Regions from separate parts of the Homo sapiens genome. Here region 1 is linked to region 2. Evidence: read pairs that join two places in POLR2A ChIA-PET (ENCODE). Cell type or tissue: OCI-LY7. All regions are shown on one strand. Each heading gives the region's core, and the rest is flanking DNA. Links, peaks and the distances in the headings are about the cores only.

Region 1 (7,716 bases), core at 2,665-7,664, 530 kb before region 2:
CTTGTTGATTGATGGGCATTTGGGTTTGTTCCATGCTTTTGCAATTGTGAATTGTGCTGCTATAAACGTGCATGTGCAAGTATCTTTTCTGTATAATGACTTCTTTTCCTCTGGGTAGATACCCAGTAGTGGGGTTGCTGGATCAAATGGTAGTTCTACTTTTAGTTCTCTAAGGAATCTCCACACTGTTTTCCATAGTGGTTGTACTAGTTTACATTCCCACCAGCAATGTAGAAATGTTCCCTGTTCACCACATCCACACTGACATCTATTATTTTTTAATTTTTTTACTATGACCAACCTTGCAGGAGTAAGGTGGTATTGCATTGTGGTTTTGATTTGCATTTCCTTGATCATTAGTGATGTTGAGCATTTTTTCATATGTTTGTGGGCCATTTGTATATCTTCTTTTGAGAATTGTCTATTATGTTCTTAGCCCACTTTTTGATGGGAGTGTTTTCTTTGTTGTTAATTTGTTTGAGTTTGTTGTAGATTCTGGATATTAGTCCTTTGTCAGATGTATAGATTGTGAAGACTTTCTCCTGCTCTGTGGGTTGTCTGTTTACTCTGCTGACTGTTCCTTTTGCCATGCAAAAGCTCTTTAGTTTATTTAAGTCCCAGCTATTTATCTTTGTTTTAGTTGCATTTGCTTTTGGGTTCTTGGTCATGAAATCCTTGCCTAGGCCAATGGCTAGAAGGGTTTTTCCAATGTTATCTTCTAGAATTTTTATAGTTTCAGGTCTTAGATTTAAGTTCTTGATTCATCTTGAGTTTATTTTGTATAAGGTGAGCGATGAGGATCCAGTTTTATTTTCCCACATGTGGCTTGCCAATTATCCCAGCACCATTTGTTGAGGGAGGATTCCCTCTTTCTCTATCTTGTGGAATAGTGTCAATAGGATTGATACCAATTCTTCTTTGAATGTCTGGTAGAATTCTGCTGTGAATCTGTCTGGTCCTGAACTTTTTTTGGTTGGTAATTATTTTACTACCATTTCAGTCTGTTCGGGATATCTCGTTCTTCCTGATTTAAGCTAGGAGGGCTGTATATTTCCAGGAATTTATCCATCTCCTCTCGGTTTTCTAGTTTATGTGTGTAAAGGTGTTCAGAGTAGCCTTGAATGATCTTTTGTACTTCTGTGGTGTCAGTTGTAATATCTCCCATTTCATTTCTAATTGAGATTATTTGGATTTTCTCTCTTCTCTTCTAATGGTCTATCAATTTTATCTTTTCAAAGAACCAGCTTTTTGTATCATTTATATTTTGTATTTTTGTTTATTTCTATTTCATTTAGTTCTGCTCTGATCTTGGTTATTTCCTTTCTTCTGCTGGGTTTGGGTTTGGTTTGTTCTTGTTTCTCTAGTTCTTTGAGGTGGGACCTTAGATTATTTATTTATGCTCTTTCAGACTTTTTGATGTAAGCATTTAGGGCCATGAACTTGGCTCTTGGCACCACCTTTGCTGTATCCCAGAGGTTTTGATATGTTGTATCACTGTTGTCATTCAGTTCAAATAATTTTTTAATTTCCATCTTGATTCCATTTTTGACCTAATGATCATTCAGGAGCAAGTTATTTAATTTCTATGTATTTGCATGGTTTTGAAGGTTCCTTTTGGAGTTGATTTCCAGCTTTATTCCACTGTGGTCTGAGAGAGTGCTTGATATAATTTCAATTTTCTTAAATTTATTGAGGCTCATTTTGTGGCCTATCATATGGTCTATCTTGGAGAAAGTTCCATGCACTAATAAATAGAATGTATATTCTGCAGCTATTGGATAATGTTCTGTAAATATCTGCTAAGTCCATTTGTTCCAGGGTGTAGTTTAAATCTAGTGTTTCTTTGTTAACTTTCTGTCTTGATGACCTGTCTAGTGCTGTCAATGGAGTATTGAAATCCCCCATTATTATTGTGTTGCTGTCTATCTCATTTCTTAGGTCTAATAGTAATCATTTTAGAAATTTGGGAGCTCCAGTGTTACATGCATATATATTTAGGATTGTGATATTTTCCTGTTGAACGAGGCCTTTTATCAATATATAATGTCCCTCTCTGTCTTTTTTAACTGCTGTTGCTTTAAAGTTTGTTTTGTCTAATATAAGAATAGCTACTCCTGCTCACTTTTGGTGTCCATTTGATTGGAATGCCTTTTTCCACCCCTTTACCTTAAGTTTCTGTGAGTCCTTATGTATTAGGTGGGTCTCTTAAAGGCAACAGAAAGTTGGTTGGTGAACTCTCATCCATTCTGCAATTCTGTATCTTTTAAGTGGAGTATTTAAGGCATTTACATTCAATGTTTGTATTGAGATGTGAGGTACTATTCCAGTCATCATGCTATTTGTTGCCTGAATACTTTTGGGTTTTGTTTTGTTTTGTTTTTTAATTGTATTTTTGTTTTATAGGTCCTGTGAGATTTATGCTTTAAAGAGGTTCTGTTTTGATGTGTTTCCAGGATTTGTTTCAAGATTTGGAGCTCCTTTTATCAGTTCTTGTAGTGTTGGTTTGGTAGTGGCGAATTCTCTCAGCATGTGTTTGTCTGAAAAAGACTGTATCTTTTCTTCATAAATGCAGCTTAGTTTCTCTGGATACAAAATTCTTGGCTGATAATTGCTTTGTTTGAGGAGGCTGAAGATAGGGCCCCAGTCCCTTCTAGTTTGTAGGGTTTCTGCTGAGAAATCTGCTAATCTGATAGGTTTTCCTTTATAGGTTACCTGGTGCTTTTGCCTCACAGCCCTTAAGACTCTTTCCTTCGTCTGAACTTCAGGTAACCTGATGACAGCGTGCCTAGGGGATGATCTTTTTGTGATGAATTTCCCAGGTGTTCTTTGTGCTTCTTGTATTTGGATGTCTAGGTCTCTAGCAAGGCTGGAGAAGTTTTCCTCGATTATTCCCCCAAATATGTTTTCCAAACTTTTAGAATTCTCTTCTTCCTCAGGAACACGTATTATTCTTAGGTTTGGTTGTTTAACATAATCCCAGACTTCTTGGAAGCTTTGTTCATATTTTCTTATGCTTTTTTCTTTGTCTTTGTTGATTGGGTTAATTTGAAAACCTTGTCTTTGAGCTTTGACGTTCTTTCTTCTGCTTGTTCAATTCTATTGCTGAGGCTTTCCAGAACATTTTGCATTTCTATAAGTGCACCCATTGTTTCCTGGAGTTTTGATTGTTTTTTATTTATGCTATCTATTTCATTGAAAACTTCTCCCCTTATTTCTTGTATCTTTTTTTTTTTTTTTGTGACTTCCTTAAATTGGGCTTCGCCTTTCTTTGTTGCCTCCCTGATTAGCTTAATAAATAACTATCTGAATTCTTTTTCAGGTAAATCAGGGATTTCTTCTTGATTTGGATCCATTGTTGGTGAGCTCATGTGATTTTTGGGGGGTGTTAAAGAATCTTGTTTTTTCATATTATCAGAGTTGGCTTTCTGGTTTCTTCTTATTGGGGTAGGCTCTGTCAGAGGGAAGGTCTAGGGCTGAAGGCTGTTGTTCAGATTCTTTTGTCCCACGGGATGTTCCCTTGATGTAGTAGCTCCCCCTTTTCCTAGGGATGTGGCTTCCTGAGAGCCGAGCTGTAGTGATTGTTATCTGTCTTCTGGATCTAGCCACCCAGCAAGTCTACCAGGCTCCAGGCTGCTACTGAGGGTTGTCCGCACAGAGTCCTGTGATGTGAACCATCTGTGGGTCTCTCAGCCGTAGATACCAGCACAGTATTTGGGGTGTCTCCCAGGTCCTGCAGGAGCAATCTGCTTCCTTCACAGGATCTGTATGCTCTCCCAGTTTTCCTGATTTATTCCTGCAGTCGTTCTGGAGCAAAAGTTCACAATGCAAGCCTCCACATGCTGTTTTGTCCATCCGAGTGGGAGCTGCAATCTAGTCCTGCTTCCCATCCACCATGATCTCTAAAATTATCTTTCTTTTCACCTTCGATTTTTCTTGAGGTTATGTGTTGTGTTTGTTCATGCTTGTGTTCCTTCTAATTTGGTTTTCATTTCTGAAATGATTTACTTCTTTCTTCTGATTCTTTCCTATATTCCTTCACCTCATTTCCAAAGTTTTCTAGCCTCAGTTCATGTTGGTTGTTCTTTTGTGTCTTGATGTGATTTTCTTGTCATCTTTTACCTTGTTTTGAAATTGTAAGTTACAGTTTGGGTCTGGTTTTTAATGTTGTTTGTTTTGTTTTGTTTTGTTTTGTTTTTGAGACAGAGTTTCACTCTTGTTGCCCAGGCTGGAGTGAAATGACACAGTCTTGGCTCACTGCAATCTCCGCCTCCCTGGTTCAAGCGATTCTCCTTCCTCAGCCCTCCAAGTAGCTGGAATTGCAGGCACACACCATCATGCCCGTCTATTTTTTGCATTTTTAGTAGAGACGGGGTTTTGCCATGTTGGCCAGGCTGGTCTGGAACTCCTCACCTCAAGTGATCCACCCACCTTGGCCTCCTAAAATGCTGGGATTACAGGTGTGAGCCACCGCACCTGGCCCAGTTTGGGTCTGTTTTGTGGGCATGTCTTTCTGGTATGCTTTTGTTGTCTATAGGGATATTATTCTACTTCTTATTATTTTTTCTATTTTTTTCTTTTTTTTCTTGAGACAGAGGCTGGAGTACTGTGTTGCTATCACGGCTCACTGCAGCCTCGACCTCCCAGGCTCAAGCGTTTCTCCTGCCTCAGCCTCCCAAGTAGCTGGGACTACAGGTGTGCACCACCATACCCAGCTAATTTTGTTTTTTATTTTTTCGTAGAGATAGGGTCTCACTATGTTGCGTAGCCTGGTATAGAACTTCTGGGCTCAAGCAGTCCTCCCACATCAGCCTCCCAAAGTGCTGGGGTTACAAGCATGAGCCACCACACCCAGCCTCTTTTCTTTTAACAACTTTTTATGGGATTTGACCTCAGTGTTCTTGTCAGAATTTTATTTTTATGTGAAGTTAGTTTTCTGAACTTTTGGAAGAAGGCCCAGTTAGGAATATAGCTTCTTTTCCTTCACAGTGTACCTTTTGCTTCCTTGTGTATCGTGTTCAAAGATAAGGTAGCTTGCTTCCTGGCTGGCTCCATCCCCTTCCCCTGTTTTTATCAGGGCCTCCTCATCTTTCATCACACGGCTCCCAGGGGCTGGACTCTCCATGCCCTTCATTCCTTATTGCAGCATCCCATGTACTCACCTACTATTGACATTGCAGCATCCCATGTACTCACCTACTATTGATAGGGCAAGGCCCTCCCACTTACAGCTGCTGTTCTCAGAGGAACAGCTGTGGACTATTTGGGGTTCTCTGTTATTGGGTATACCACACGGCCCGTTGCTGCCCCCTGCTTCCTCTCACACAGGTGCTGATATGACGGTCAGGTCTTGTCAACACAGGTGGTATATTCTTACCCACTTGTAATTTGTGGTTTGTGGAGATACCTTGTTGTAAATGTTTGTTGTAATTGTCTTGTGAATGTCTCTGAGATTTGGGGTTTGCTGTCTAATTGCTGTTTTCATGAGGATATTGAGGGAGACTCACAAACTCATCTTCCCAGAATCTCCAGTCAGATTTATGTAATAAGCTAATTGTTAATGGAATCCAGAAATTAAAATAATTCAGGATATGTCTTATCCAAAGGGAATCTCTATGGAAAGAGCATGAGTGTCCAGATCAGGTAGCTGTGGGTTTGCATGCGGGTTCTGTTACTAGCTGTGGCCTTGGCTGCATTCTTCTCTGCTATGCCTCCCTTTCTTCATCATCCCCCTGGGAAATCACCTATGGAAAGGCTTTGCACTGCTGCCCTGCACCTAGTAGGTGCTCATTAAATGCCCCTTTTCACTTTCCCACCCTTGATTCTACAGGTGAATCAAGTAACTTTTTTCTTGGCATCTCCTTTGATTTTTCTCAGGGCAGAAATTCAGGTTTTTTTATTTGCTTCTTTATTAGTTTGAACAGACCGTGGCATTGAAATGCATGCTCTGGCCAGGCCCGGTGGCTCACAACTGTAATCCAAACACTTTGGGAGGCTGAGGTGGGCGGATCACTTGAGGCCAGGAGTTCGAGACCAGCCTGGCTAACATGGTGAAAACCGTCTCTACTAAAACTACAAAAATTAGCCAGGCACGCACCTGTAATCCCAGCTACTCGGAAGGCTTAGGCAGGAGAATCACTTGAATCTGGGAGACAGAGGTTGCAATGAGTGGAGATTATGCCAATGCACTCCAGCCTGGGTGACAGAGCAAGACTGTCTTAAAAAAAAAAAAGAAAGAAAGAAACTTATACTCTAAGAATTTTGTTTGTTTGTTTGTTTTTTTGAGACAGGGTCTTGTTCTGTTCCCCAGGCTGGAGTGCAGTGGCGCAACCTTGGCTCACTGCAACCTCCACCTCCTGGGCTCAAGTGATCCTCTCAACTCTGCCTCCCAAAGCGCTGAGATTACAGGCATGAGCCACCATGTCCGGTAGAAATTTTATTGTAATGATCTTTAACAACCCATTAATATTAACGTGACTTTAGCACTAATAAGAATTATATTTAAACTTCAAATATATTCTTAGTCTGTCCCCAGTGTCAGCTTAATTTTTCTTCCATTACTTTTTGGGTTAAGTATCTATTTATTTCTCTTTTCTTTTTTTTTTTTTTTTTTTCAGTTTGGTAAATTGTTGGCACATGTTTGCTGTTTCTCTTTATAGCTTGCAAGCCAGGCTGGGATTCCTTCAGGTGTATACAATGTTATTCCCTGTTCTCGAAAGAATGCCAAGGAAGTAGGGGAGGCAATTTGTACTGATCCTCTGGTGTCCAAAATTTCCTTTACTGGTTCAACAACTACAGGAAAGGTATGTGACTCAAGTTTCAAAGAAAACAAATGTCTTTCTAATATTTTATCTTGATAGGTTATAAAAATACTATTTCATCCTGATCACCAATTTTGGAAAGATTTCCAGCAGAGTGTTAAAAGCTCTGTCGCAGGCCAAGCACGGCGGCTCATGCCTGTAATTCCAGCACTTTGGGATGCTGAGGTGGGCAGATCACTTGAGGCCAGGAGTTCGAGACCAGCCTGGCCAACATGATGAAACCCCCTCACAGAAAATACAACAATTAACCAGGCATGGTGGTGCACACCCGTAATCCCAGGTACCCAGGTGACTGAGGCATGAGAATCACTTGAACCCGGGAGGCGAAGGTTGCAGTGAGCCAAGATTGTGCCACTGCACTCCAGACTGGGTGACAGAGCAGACTCTGTTTCAAAAAAAAGGTCTGTTGGTTGAATAAAGTAATATCTGACCATCCTCTGGGGATATTTTGGACAGTTCTTTGTGGCACGACATAGGTTCCTGCTTGACAAAACCAAAGAAATTGGGGCAGCGAGGGTCCCATTATTTTTGCATTATTTGTTGTATATGAAGTGGGTGAAAGTTCTCCACTGTATTTTTTTCAATTCTGGAATGCATCTTTCTTTCAATAATCTAGAGTTAGAGATTCCAGAAACACACAATTAATGTTGAAATGGATGTTTTTGAATTGAACAAAAATGTGTTTAGTCTAAAAGTACTTAGAGAAATGGAAAGGTCTTTTTCTTTGAGTTTTTTTTCCCTTAAATGATGAAATGTTCTTTGCTAAAAACTTAATGTGTATGCCTGTAAGTAGATGTTTATTTATCCTTTTAAATGTCCAAAAGAGGGCCGGGCGCGGTGGCTCACACCTGTAATCCCAACACTTTGGGAGGCCGAGGCAGGCGGATCACAAGGTCAG
Region 2 (10,913 bases), core at 3,441-8,440:
CATTCAACATCTATTAATATATCATTTCATATTAAAACCATGCAGAAATCAGCACAGTATTCAGATGTTAGTCTCAAAATTTAAGTGAAATTTCTGTAGTAAAGCAGGCTTTTCTGATAACTCTTATTTTAAGAGTATAGGCCGACTTCCCATCCATACTAGTGAAACCATGCAGATCCATAATCCAGCTTTTCTCAGTGACGGATTCCATAACGGAGGTATTGGATTAAAACTTAGGATCACAACTAATTTCCTACAGATATAGAATGAAGTTTCATAAAAACTGGAATTTAAATTTAAGGTACGCGCAAGTAAAAGAAACATGATCAAGAAGGTAAAGGCCCAGAGAAAACTGATGGCTTCTTCAATTATATCAAAGAAAAAGAAGTATTTTGCTTGATGCAAATTGTTTGCTTGTCTTTGAATTGTCATTTGGAATCCAACCAGCTCAGCTTGCCTCCGAAACTAGTAGACTGTGACTATTTTGGATACATGTTCCTAAGCCACTCATTCATCTTAATTTAATTGTCTATACCAGGGGCTTTTAACACATAAGGAAGAGTTGCCAACATATAACTAGGCATCTAGGCATAAAGAACACTGTGTGATAGACTTCTACTTTTTTTTTTTTTTTAGATGGAGTTTCGCTCATCGCCCAGGCTGGAGTACAATGGCACAATCTCCGCTCACTGCAATCTCCGCCTCTTGGGTTCAAGCGATTCTCCAGTCTCAGCCTCTTGAGTAGTTGGGATTACAGGTGCCCACCACCACGCCTGGCTAATTTTTGTATTTTTAGTAGAGATGGGGTTTTACCATGTTGGCCAGGCTGCTCTTCAACTCCTCACCTCAGGTGATCTGCCCAACTCGGCCTCCCAAAGTGTTGGAATTACAGGCGTGAGCCACCGCGCCCGGCCTGTGTGATGGACTTCTAATGAGAACAACACCTAGCACATAAACCAGGGCTTGGCTACTGGTGGTCCACAGTTGTCACACGTTGCCTCAGAACATTGGTATTACATATTTAAAATTCAAAGAATAAACTGCCAACATTTAAACTTGAGAGCTTTCACATAGAAATTAGTGTTTCTTGCTTTTTTTTTTTTTTTTCGAGACAGAGTTTCGCTGTTGTTGCCCAGGCTAGAGTGCAATGGCACGATCTCAGCTCACCGCAACCTCCACCTCCTGGGTTCAAGTGATTCTCATGCCTCAGCCTCCTGAGTAGCTGGGATTACAGGCGTCCACCACCACGCCCGGCTAATTTTTGTATTTTTAGTAGAGACAGGGTTTCACCATGTTGGCCAGGGTGGTCTCGATCTCTTGACGTCATGATCCTCCCGCCTTGGCCTCCCAAAGTGCTGGGATTACAGGCATGAGCTACCGCATCTGCCTGCTTTTTTTGAAAAATTGGAAAATCCACCAACCTCTACCCCATTCCTCATGGAAACAATCTGATGGCATTGAATGGTGGGTGCCCCACTATGATGGGACACATATTTCCCCATTTGCTGCACCCTCTACCACTGCCTATTGCTACCTCATATTGAGGCCAAATGTCAGTTGTCATTTATCATCATGCTTTCACTATCATTTTTCTCACAACAGAGACAGGAAGAAAGTGAACTATTCCTTACCCCTGTGAAAACAGACCCCTTTCACTCATTCTTCTTAGCAGCCCAGCCCTCCACCCATTTGAATTTGCTGACATCTGAGATAAATAAACATCTCTAAAAACAGACACACACAAATTTGTTACTTGTTCATGAGAAATGGTCTTGGCATACATAGGAAATGCTTTTTCATTCTCAGATTACTCCAGCACTAAAAACTCCCTTTTGGTTAGAGTTCCTGTCTACTCAGTTGTGAGTTTGATAATTTAAGAAGCATACAATTGGGCCCTTTAAAGGAAATATGACTCACTGATCCTTGAATTTCACCTCATCTAGCGACACTGCTGATAACCTGTTTGATTCAGATGTTCCATTTTTTTCCCCACTGTAATAAACAAAAATTCCAATTCACATGACTCCTTGACCGATGTAAATATTTATTTGTATTTTCCATCTGGTTGGAGAAATAAAGAAAAGAGGCCCTGTGGCCCTGTCTTGCTCACCACTTGAAACAAAATGTATCTAGTTACCTCTAATTAGGATAGGGCTGGGAAGGAAATAGGAAGAGAGAGAGTCGGTAAAAAAATACCAAAGTCCATTGGAAAACGGAGCACAGGAAAGTGGAAGAGAGGAGGAAGGGGGAAAGATTGGAGAAGATTTGCAGAGGGCAAGAAATGAGTGTGTTGCGGGAAAGTGTGGAAAACAAAGGCAGAGAGTAGGTAACACCAGACGGGACACTCACGGTTGAGCTGGCGCCTCCGGATCCTGTCCCTCCATGGCCTGTTTCTGATCCAGTGTAATCGCGAAGGTAACACCATGGTCCCAACAGAGCGGCCTAAAACCTGCTCATGGCAAAGGAACAAAAGGGTCTTGCAGCTATCCTGGAAGTTAAGTCCAGACGTATAAAAATGAAAAAGAAAACTTAACCCCCCCCTTTTTGTTCTTTTCTTAAAAAAAAAAAAAAGAGTATTTGAGGCTTCCGTTGACTTCTTTTATCTTGTAACTTGCCTTGCCTTTCCTTCCCTTAACTTCCGACTGGCCCGAAGGCAGCTGCTGTGCTGGGCTGCCCTAGCCTCCTGTGCCATGTTTTATGCATGAAGATGATGGGGCGGTAATTTATTCAAGCAGAGACGATCACCGGGCTCCTGTGTCTGCCCTCGCGTCAGAGGAGCCGTGCAATGGCAGGGGGAGGGCAGGTGTGTCTGACTGCACGCAGGAATGGGCTGAAATGGGAATCCCTCTCTGTAGGCAGAAATGAAGAGCAGAGCTTTGCTGCTAGAGCTGAATCAGAGCAACACCCCTTACCTTTTAGGGCGTATGATTTATTTACTGCTGGGTCTCCGGTATCTAATATAGTGCCTGGCACTTGGTAGGTGAGCAATAAATATTTGTTGACTGAAAGAATGATTCGGTGATAACCAACATAAGTGATTTCATACTTTCTTTTTCACCAGTTAATCTGCCCAGTGCACTGTCTTCAAATATGTCTATTTGAATTTTCTCACCCATTCTTTTTCTCCACCTACGATCACACTTGCCCCTCACCTACTAGTTCATACTTCAAAGCCTCATTTTACATGAGGCTTTCCTGAAGCCATAGACATGGGGCTGTCCTCCACGCACCTATTGCTCTCACCTGCAGGTGGCCCATGTCTGCACTGCCCAAATTTGTTAGGCGTTTTGTTTGTTCTCTGATTTCTTTTAAAGCACGCATCCAGGCTGGATGAAGTAGCTCACACCTGTAATCTCAGCGCTTTGGGAGGCTGAGGTGGGAGGATCACTTGAGGCCAGGGCAACACAGCAGGACCCTATCTCTACAAAAAATTTTAAAATTAGTTGGTCTTGGTGGTGTGTGCCTATAGTCCCAGCTACTCCAGAGGCTGAGGCAGGAGGATTGCCTGAGGGAAGAGTTCAAGGTTGCAGTGAGCTATGATTGCACTTTTGCTCTCCAGCCTGGGCAACAGAGAAAGACTGTATGAAGAAAAAAGAGAAAAGAAAAAAAAATTGCCCACATTCAAATACTGAGTAAGCTTCTTGGTGGCGAGAACTGTATATTCCTCTTTCTGAGCTGCAACATACAGGGGTTTACATGGGGAAGTGGTACATCAAGGGGTGGTTTGGGGCAGTTTTAGTCAGCCCCCTAAATCTCCATCAGCTCCTCCTCAAAATTCCCCAAGTAAAAATACACTCTAACTAAATACATTATGTTGGCTATAATACCACACTTAGGTGCTACAGCCTCTTCCAAATATGTGGCTGAAGACTCTCTTACATAGACATTCTAAAGCTGCCCCTGGCAGGGGAAGCTCAGTACATTGATTGCTTACTTTGTTCCAAGCTTTTCCTCTGTGCAATGTCAGATTGCTCCAGAGAACAAACAGTTATTGATCAAGGCCTCAGGAGTAGTCTTGCCCTGAGGATGGAACTGAAAAAAGTGACACCCAAGTTACCAAATTTAGCCCAAGATAACCCATAAACTTGCTGATGGCAGAAACTCTGTCATTTATCTTTTGTGTCTCTCATGGTGCCAGAAGCAGAGGGACTGGGGGAAACTACCAAGAGATGGGAGTCAAAAGGCTTGTAATTGCAACTGACCAGGTGAGTGCTTTAGGCACATCTCTTGGTCTCGGTGTCTTGTTTTCTTCACTTAGAATGGGAATGACCTACAGATTTCAGAGTTGTCAAGAGGAAATGAGATCAAGTAACTCTTTAGAAGTTGGTAGGATACTGGACTGGCACCCAAGAGCTCAGGCTCCCCTTCTGTCACTATGTCTGGTGGTAAAGAGAGTGCATTCCAGAGCAGAAATGCCTGGGTGCAAACTCGTAGCACCCTATTTAGTATCTTCATGACATTAACATCCTTATGCCTCAGTCTCTTAATCTATAAAATGTGAGGATAAGAATGAGGGCCGCTGCCTTAGGGTTATGCTGATGACTTCATGAGTAAATACATGCTAAGGACTAAGACTTGTGTTTAGCATAGAGGAATTTCTCAATGTTGTCAGCAGCTATTATTAACTAGCCATGTGACTTCATGAAAGTTGGCAAATTCCCTGGGCCTCTGTTTCCTTATCTGCAATATGAGGGGGTCTGGGATACTTTATATCACAAGTTCTGTGTATTAGTTTCCTACTGCTGCTATAACAAATTACCACAAATTTAAAGGCTTAAAACAACACAGATCTATCATCTTTCAGTTCTGGAGGTCAAAGTCTGAAATGGGTCTTATAGGGTGAAAGTCGAGGTATAGGCAGAGCTGCATTCCTTCTGGAGGCTCCGGTGGAGGATCTGTTCCTTGCCTTTTCCAGCTTGTAAAGGCCCTTTGTATTCTATAAATCTATTTGCAGAGTGTCTTTGTTTACCTGAGGGACCACCACTCTGAGTCATTACATTAACTGGCAATTGCAGGTCATGTGGGACATTCCTGGTCTAGACAATTTCTTGTGGATCCTGATCCCTCATGTGCCAGCTCCCCAAGACTCATTTTCTGAATTAGGGGGGAAAGGTAGAGACCAAAATTAAGACAAAATCTACGTAAGGTAGCCAGTGAGGTTTTCTTGACTATTGCCACTGAACACAATTCCCTAGAATGGCAAATGCAGCATAAGAAAACTATATTTGGTAAACTGGACCAAGCAGAAGAAAGAATTTCAGAGCTTAAAGACTGGTCTTTTGAACTAACACAGTCAGACAAAAATTAAGAAAAAAGAATTTTAAAAAAGGAACAAAGTCTTCAAAAAATATGCGATTATGTAAAGCAACCAAACTTATGAATTATTGGCATTCCTGGGAGAGAAGGAGAAAAAATAAACAACCTGGAAAATATATTTGGTGGAATAATTCAAGAAAATTTCCCTAATCTTGCCAGAGAGATAGACATCCAGATACAAAAAAATCCAGCGAACACCTGTGAGATACTATACAAAATGAACATCACTAAGGAATACAGTCACCAGGCTGGGTCAATGCTAAAGAAAAAAATCTCAAAGATAGTTAGAGAAAAAGGGCAAATTACATACTAAAGGAACCCCATCAGGCTAACAATAGATTTCTTAGAAGAAACCTTATAAACCAAGAGAGATTGGGGGCCTGTGTTCAGTAGTCTGAAAGAAAAGAAATTCCAACCAAGAATTTCATATCTCATCAAACTAAGCTTCATAAGAAAAGGGAAATATAATCTTTTCCAGACAAGCAAGTGCTAAGGGAATTTTTTTTCCCACTAGAACAGCTTACAAGAAATCCTTAAGGGACTTCTAAACATGGAAACAAAAGAGCAATACCTGCTACCACAAAAACAGAGTTAAGTACGTAACCAACAGACTCGATAAAGCAATTGCACAATAGAAGCTACAAAGCAACCAGGTATCAACTTCACAGTAGGGTCAAAACCTCACATATCAATATTAACCTTGAATGTAAATGGCCTAAACACCCCACTTAAAAGGCACAGAGCGGCAAATTAGATACAAAAAAAAAAAAAACCCTATCTGTCTGCTGTCTTCAAGGGACCCATTTCACACATCGTGACACCCCTATGGGTGCAAAGTAAAGGGTTGGAGAAAGATCTACACAAATGGAAAACTATAAAAAGCAGCAATCACTCTTCTTATATCAGATAAAACAAATTTTAAACCAACAACAATAAAAAAGACAAAGAAGGGCACTACACAATGATAAAGAATTCAATACAACAAGAAGACTTAACTATACTAAATATATACACACCCAACATTGGAGCACCTAGATTCATAAAAATGTACTTCTAGACCTATGAAAAGACTCATACAACCACACAATAATAGTCGGGGACTTCAATAACACACTGACAGCATTAGATAGATCATTGAGGCAAAAAGCTAATAAAGAAATTCTGGATTTAAACTTGATACTTGAGCAATTGGCCCTAATAGACATCTACAGAATCCTCCACTGATCAATGACAGAATACACATTCTTCTCATCTGCACACAGAACATATTTCAAAATCGACCATATGCTTGGCCATAAAGCAAGTCTCAATAAATTTTTTAAAAATCAAAATTATACCATACTCTCAGATCACAGTGGAATAAAAATATAAATCAATACCAAAAAGATCTCTCAAAACCACATAATTACATGGAAATTATACAACTTGCTCCTGAATGACTTTTGGGCAAACAACAAAATCAAGGAAGAAATTAAAAAAAATTTGAAATAAAACAGATACAACATACCAAAATCTTTGGGGTGCAGCAAAAGCAATGTTAAGAGGAAAGCTTATAGCACTAGATGCCTAACTCAGAAAGTTAGAAAGATCTCAAATTAACAATCTAATATCACACCTAAAGGAACTAGAGAAACAAGTTCCAAACTAATTCCAAAGCTAGTAGAAGAAAAGGAAGAACTAAAATCAGACAAGAACTGAATGAAATTGAGACCCAAAAATCCATTCAAAGAATCAGTGAAAGCAAAAGTTGGATTTTTGAAAGGATAAACAAGATTGATAGACCACTAGCTAGACTGACAAAGAAAAAAAAGAGAGAAGATCCAAATAAGCACAATCAGAAACAACAAAGGTGACATTACAACTAATTCCACAGAAATACAAAAGATCCTCAGAAACTATTATGACTACATCTATGCACACAAACTAGAAAATCCAGAAGAAATGGAAAAATTCCTAGAGGCACACAATCTCTTAAGATTGAATCAGGAAGAAATTGAAACACTAAACAGACCAATATCAACTTCTGAAATTGAATCTGTATTAAAAAATACTATCAACCAAGAAAACTCCAGACTAGATGGATTCACAGCTGAATTCTACCAGAAGTACAAAGAAGATCTGGTACCTATTCTACTGAAACTATTCCAAAAAACTGGGGAGAAGGGACTCCTCCCTAGCTGTATTTGTCAGTTCTCATAATGCTAATAAAGACATACCCGAGACTGGGTAATGTGTAAAGAAAAAGAGATGTAACAGGCTCACAGTTCCACATGGCTAGGGATGCCTCACAATCACGGTGGAAAGCAAAGGAGAAGCAAAGGCACATTTTACATGATGGGAGGCAAGAGGGGTTGTGCAGGGGAACTCCCATTTATAAAACCATCAGATCTCATGAGACTTATTCACTACCATGAGAACAGTATGGGAGAAACTGTCCCCTGATTCAATTATCTCCACCTGGCTTCATCCTTGACAAATGAGGACACAGCCAAACCATATCACCAGCTCATTCTATGAAGTCAGCATCAACTTGGTACAAAAACCTGGCCAAGACACAATGAAGAAAGAACACTATTGGCCAATATCCTTAATGAACATAGATGCAAAAATCCTTAATAAAATACTAGCAAACTGCCTGGGCACAGCGGCTAATACCTATAATCCCAGAACTCTGGGAGGCCAAGGCAGGTGGATTGCATGAGCTCATGAGTTCAAGACTAGCCTGGGCAACATGGCGAAACCCCATCTCCACAAAAAAACACAAAAACAAAAATTAGCCAGGCATAGTGGCATATGCCTGTAGTCCCAGCTAGTCAGGAGGCTGAGGTGGGAGGATCACTTGAGCCCAGGAGCTCGAGGCTGTAGTGAGCCATGATTGCATTAGTACACTCCAGCCTGGGCAACAGAGTGAAACCCTGTCTTTAAAAAAAAAAAAAAAAAAAAAACACCTAGCAAACCAAATTCAACAGCACATCTGAAAGAGTTAATTCACCATGATCAAGCAGGCTTCATTCCTGGGATGCAAGGTCAACGTATGCAAATCTATATATAACACCACATAAACAGAATTAAAAACAAAAACCATTTGATCATCTCAATAGACATGGAAAAAGCTTTTGATAAAATACAACATCCCTTCATGATTTTAAAAAACCCTCACGAAACTAGGCACTGGAACATACCTTAGGAAAATACCTTAAAATAATAAGAGCCATCTATGGCAAACTCACAGACAACATCATACTGAACAGGCAAAACCTGGAATCATTCCCCTTGAGAACTAGAATAAGACAAGGATGCCCACTCTCATCACTCCTATTCAGCATAGTACTGGAAGGGCTAACCACAGCAATCAGGCAAGAGGAAAAAAAGGCAACTAAATAGGAAAAGAGGTCAAGCCATATCTCTTTGCTGGTGATGTGATTCTATAGTTAGAAAACCCTAAGGACTCTGCCAAAAGGCTATTAGAACAGATAAATCATTTTAGCAAGGTTTAAGGATACCAAATCAATATACAAAAATTGGTAGCATTTCTATACACCAATAACGTTCAAGCTGAGAGCCAAATCAAGAATGCAATCCCATTTACAATAGTTACACACACAAAAATAAAATGCCTAGGAATACATGTAACCAAGGAGGTGAAAGAGCTCTACAGGGAGAACTACAAAACACTGCCAAAAGGAATCACAGATGACACAAACAAATGGAAAACATTCCATGTCCATGGATTGGAAGAATCAGTATCATTAAAATGGCTATATTGCCCAAAGCAATCTGCAGATACAACACAATTCCTATCAAACTACTCACGTCATTTTTTACAGAATTGGAGAAAAACTATGCTAAAATTCATATGGAACCAAAAAAGAGCCTAGATAGCCAAAGCAATCCTAAGCAAGAAGAAAAAAGCCAGAGGCATCACATTATCTGACTTCAAACTATACTATAAGGCCGCAGTAAACAAAATAGCTTGGTACTGGTACAAAAACAGACACATAGACCAATGGAACAGAATAGAGAACCCAGAAATAAAGCTGCATAACTACAGCCATCTAATCTTCAACAAAGTCAACAATAATAAGCAATGGAGAAAATTCAATACATCGCATGGGGATAGCTGGCTAGCCGTATGCAGAATAATGAACTTGGACCCCTCCATTTCACCGTATACAAAAATTAAGATGGATTAAAGATTTAAATGAAAAACCTCAAACTATAAGAATCCTAGAAGAAAACCTAGGAAGCTCATTCTGGATATCGACTTTGGAAAAGAATTTATGACTAAGTCCTCAAAAGCAAGCACAACAAAAAAAATGACAAGTGGGACCTAATTAAATTTAAGAGCTTCTGCACACACAGCAGAAGAACCTATCAACAGAGTAAACAGACAACCTACAAAATAGGAGAAAATATTTGCAACTATGTATCCAACAAAGGTCTAATATCCAGAATCTATAAGGAACTTAAACAATTGAACATGCAAATAATAATAATAACCCATTAAAAATTAACCCCTTTAAAATGGGCAAAAGACATGAACAGACACTTCTCGAAAGAAGGCATACAAGTGGCCAAAAAACATTAAAAAATGCTCCACATCATTAATTATTAGAGAAATGCAAATACAAGCCACAATGAGAAATCATCTCACACCAGTCAGCATGGCTCTTATTAAAAAGTCAAAAAACAACAGATGTTGGTGAGGCTGCAGAGAAAAGGGAACACTTATACACAGTTGGTGGAAATGTAAATTAGTTCAGCTACTGTAGAAAGCAGTTTGGAGATTTCTCAAAAACTTAACACAGAGCTGCCATTCCACCCGGCAATCCCATTACTCTGCATATGCTGAAAAGAAAACAACTTGTTCCACCCAAAAGACACATACACTCACATGTTCATCACAGCACTATTCACAATGGCAAAGATATATGGAGCCACCTAGATGCCTATCAATTGTGGATTGAATAAAGAAAATGTGGTACATATACACCACGAAATACTACATAGACATCAAAAAGTGAAATCATATCCTTTGCAGCAACATGGATGCCACTGGAGGCCATTATCCTAAGCAAATTAATGCAGGAACAGAAATCCAAAGACTGTGTGTTCTCACTTATAAGTGGGAGCTAAACAATGGGTACTTACAGACATAATGATGGGAACAATAGACACTGCGGACTACTAGAGCAGGGAGGGAGGGATGAGGGCAAGGTTTGAAAAACCAACCGTTGTTACTACACTCAGTACCTGGGTGGCAGGATCATCATACCCCAAACATCAGCATCACACAATATACCTAGGTAACAATCCTGCACACGTACCCCCTGAATCTAAAATAAAAGTTGGAAAAGAAAAGAAAACTATATTTGGGAGACCTAGAAATGGATATTGTTCTAACAGTCTCCTCTCTTCTTGGTTTTTACAATTGTTAATTGCAACACTTTTCTGTTCTATACGGCATTTAACATAAATCAAATCAGATAGCTGCCAAGGAGGCAAATTCGAGATGAGAGAAATCTTCCAGAAGCTGTCACGGTACTGTGACTATGTTCCCTCTATCACCTTCTTTTATTATATGGCGCTTGAAATTC

What was found. ChIA-PET counts read pairs that join two places held together with the same protein. Peaks named below come from ENCODE experiments on the same cell type or tissue, not always from the same donor. Only the 100,000 strongest peaks of a DNase experiment are listed, where the experiment ranks them.
Region 1: POLR2A ChIA-PET joins it to region 2 with 5 read pairs; 3 of 35 experiments call an interaction of 5 or more read pairs at or near these places.

Annotation. Positions count from the first base shown.
Region 1 is chr6:24,508,511-24,516,226 of GRCh38, forward strand. It overlaps ALDH5A1 (aldehyde dehydrogenase 5 family member A1), which reads left to right. Exons shown (of 10, transcript NM_001080.3): 5 at 6,657-6,800. Among named protein-coding and RNA genes, the nearest start is that of ALDH5A1, 17 kb to the left of the region's middle. RefSeq lists a silencer at 5,232-5,321. In OCI-LY7, for the core only: a CTCF peak has its summit at 5,292; a DNase peak (open chromatin) is centred at 5,291; H3K4me3 peaks cover 1,324 bases; H3K27ac peaks cover 3,862 bases.
Region 2 is chr6:25,039,502-25,050,414 of GRCh38, forward strand. It overlaps a transcript of RIPOR2 not described here. Among named protein-coding and RNA genes, the nearest start is that of RIPOR2, 110 kb to the left of the region's middle. In OCI-LY7, for the core only: no CTCF peak of the experiment used is centred there; no DNase peak of the experiment used is centred there.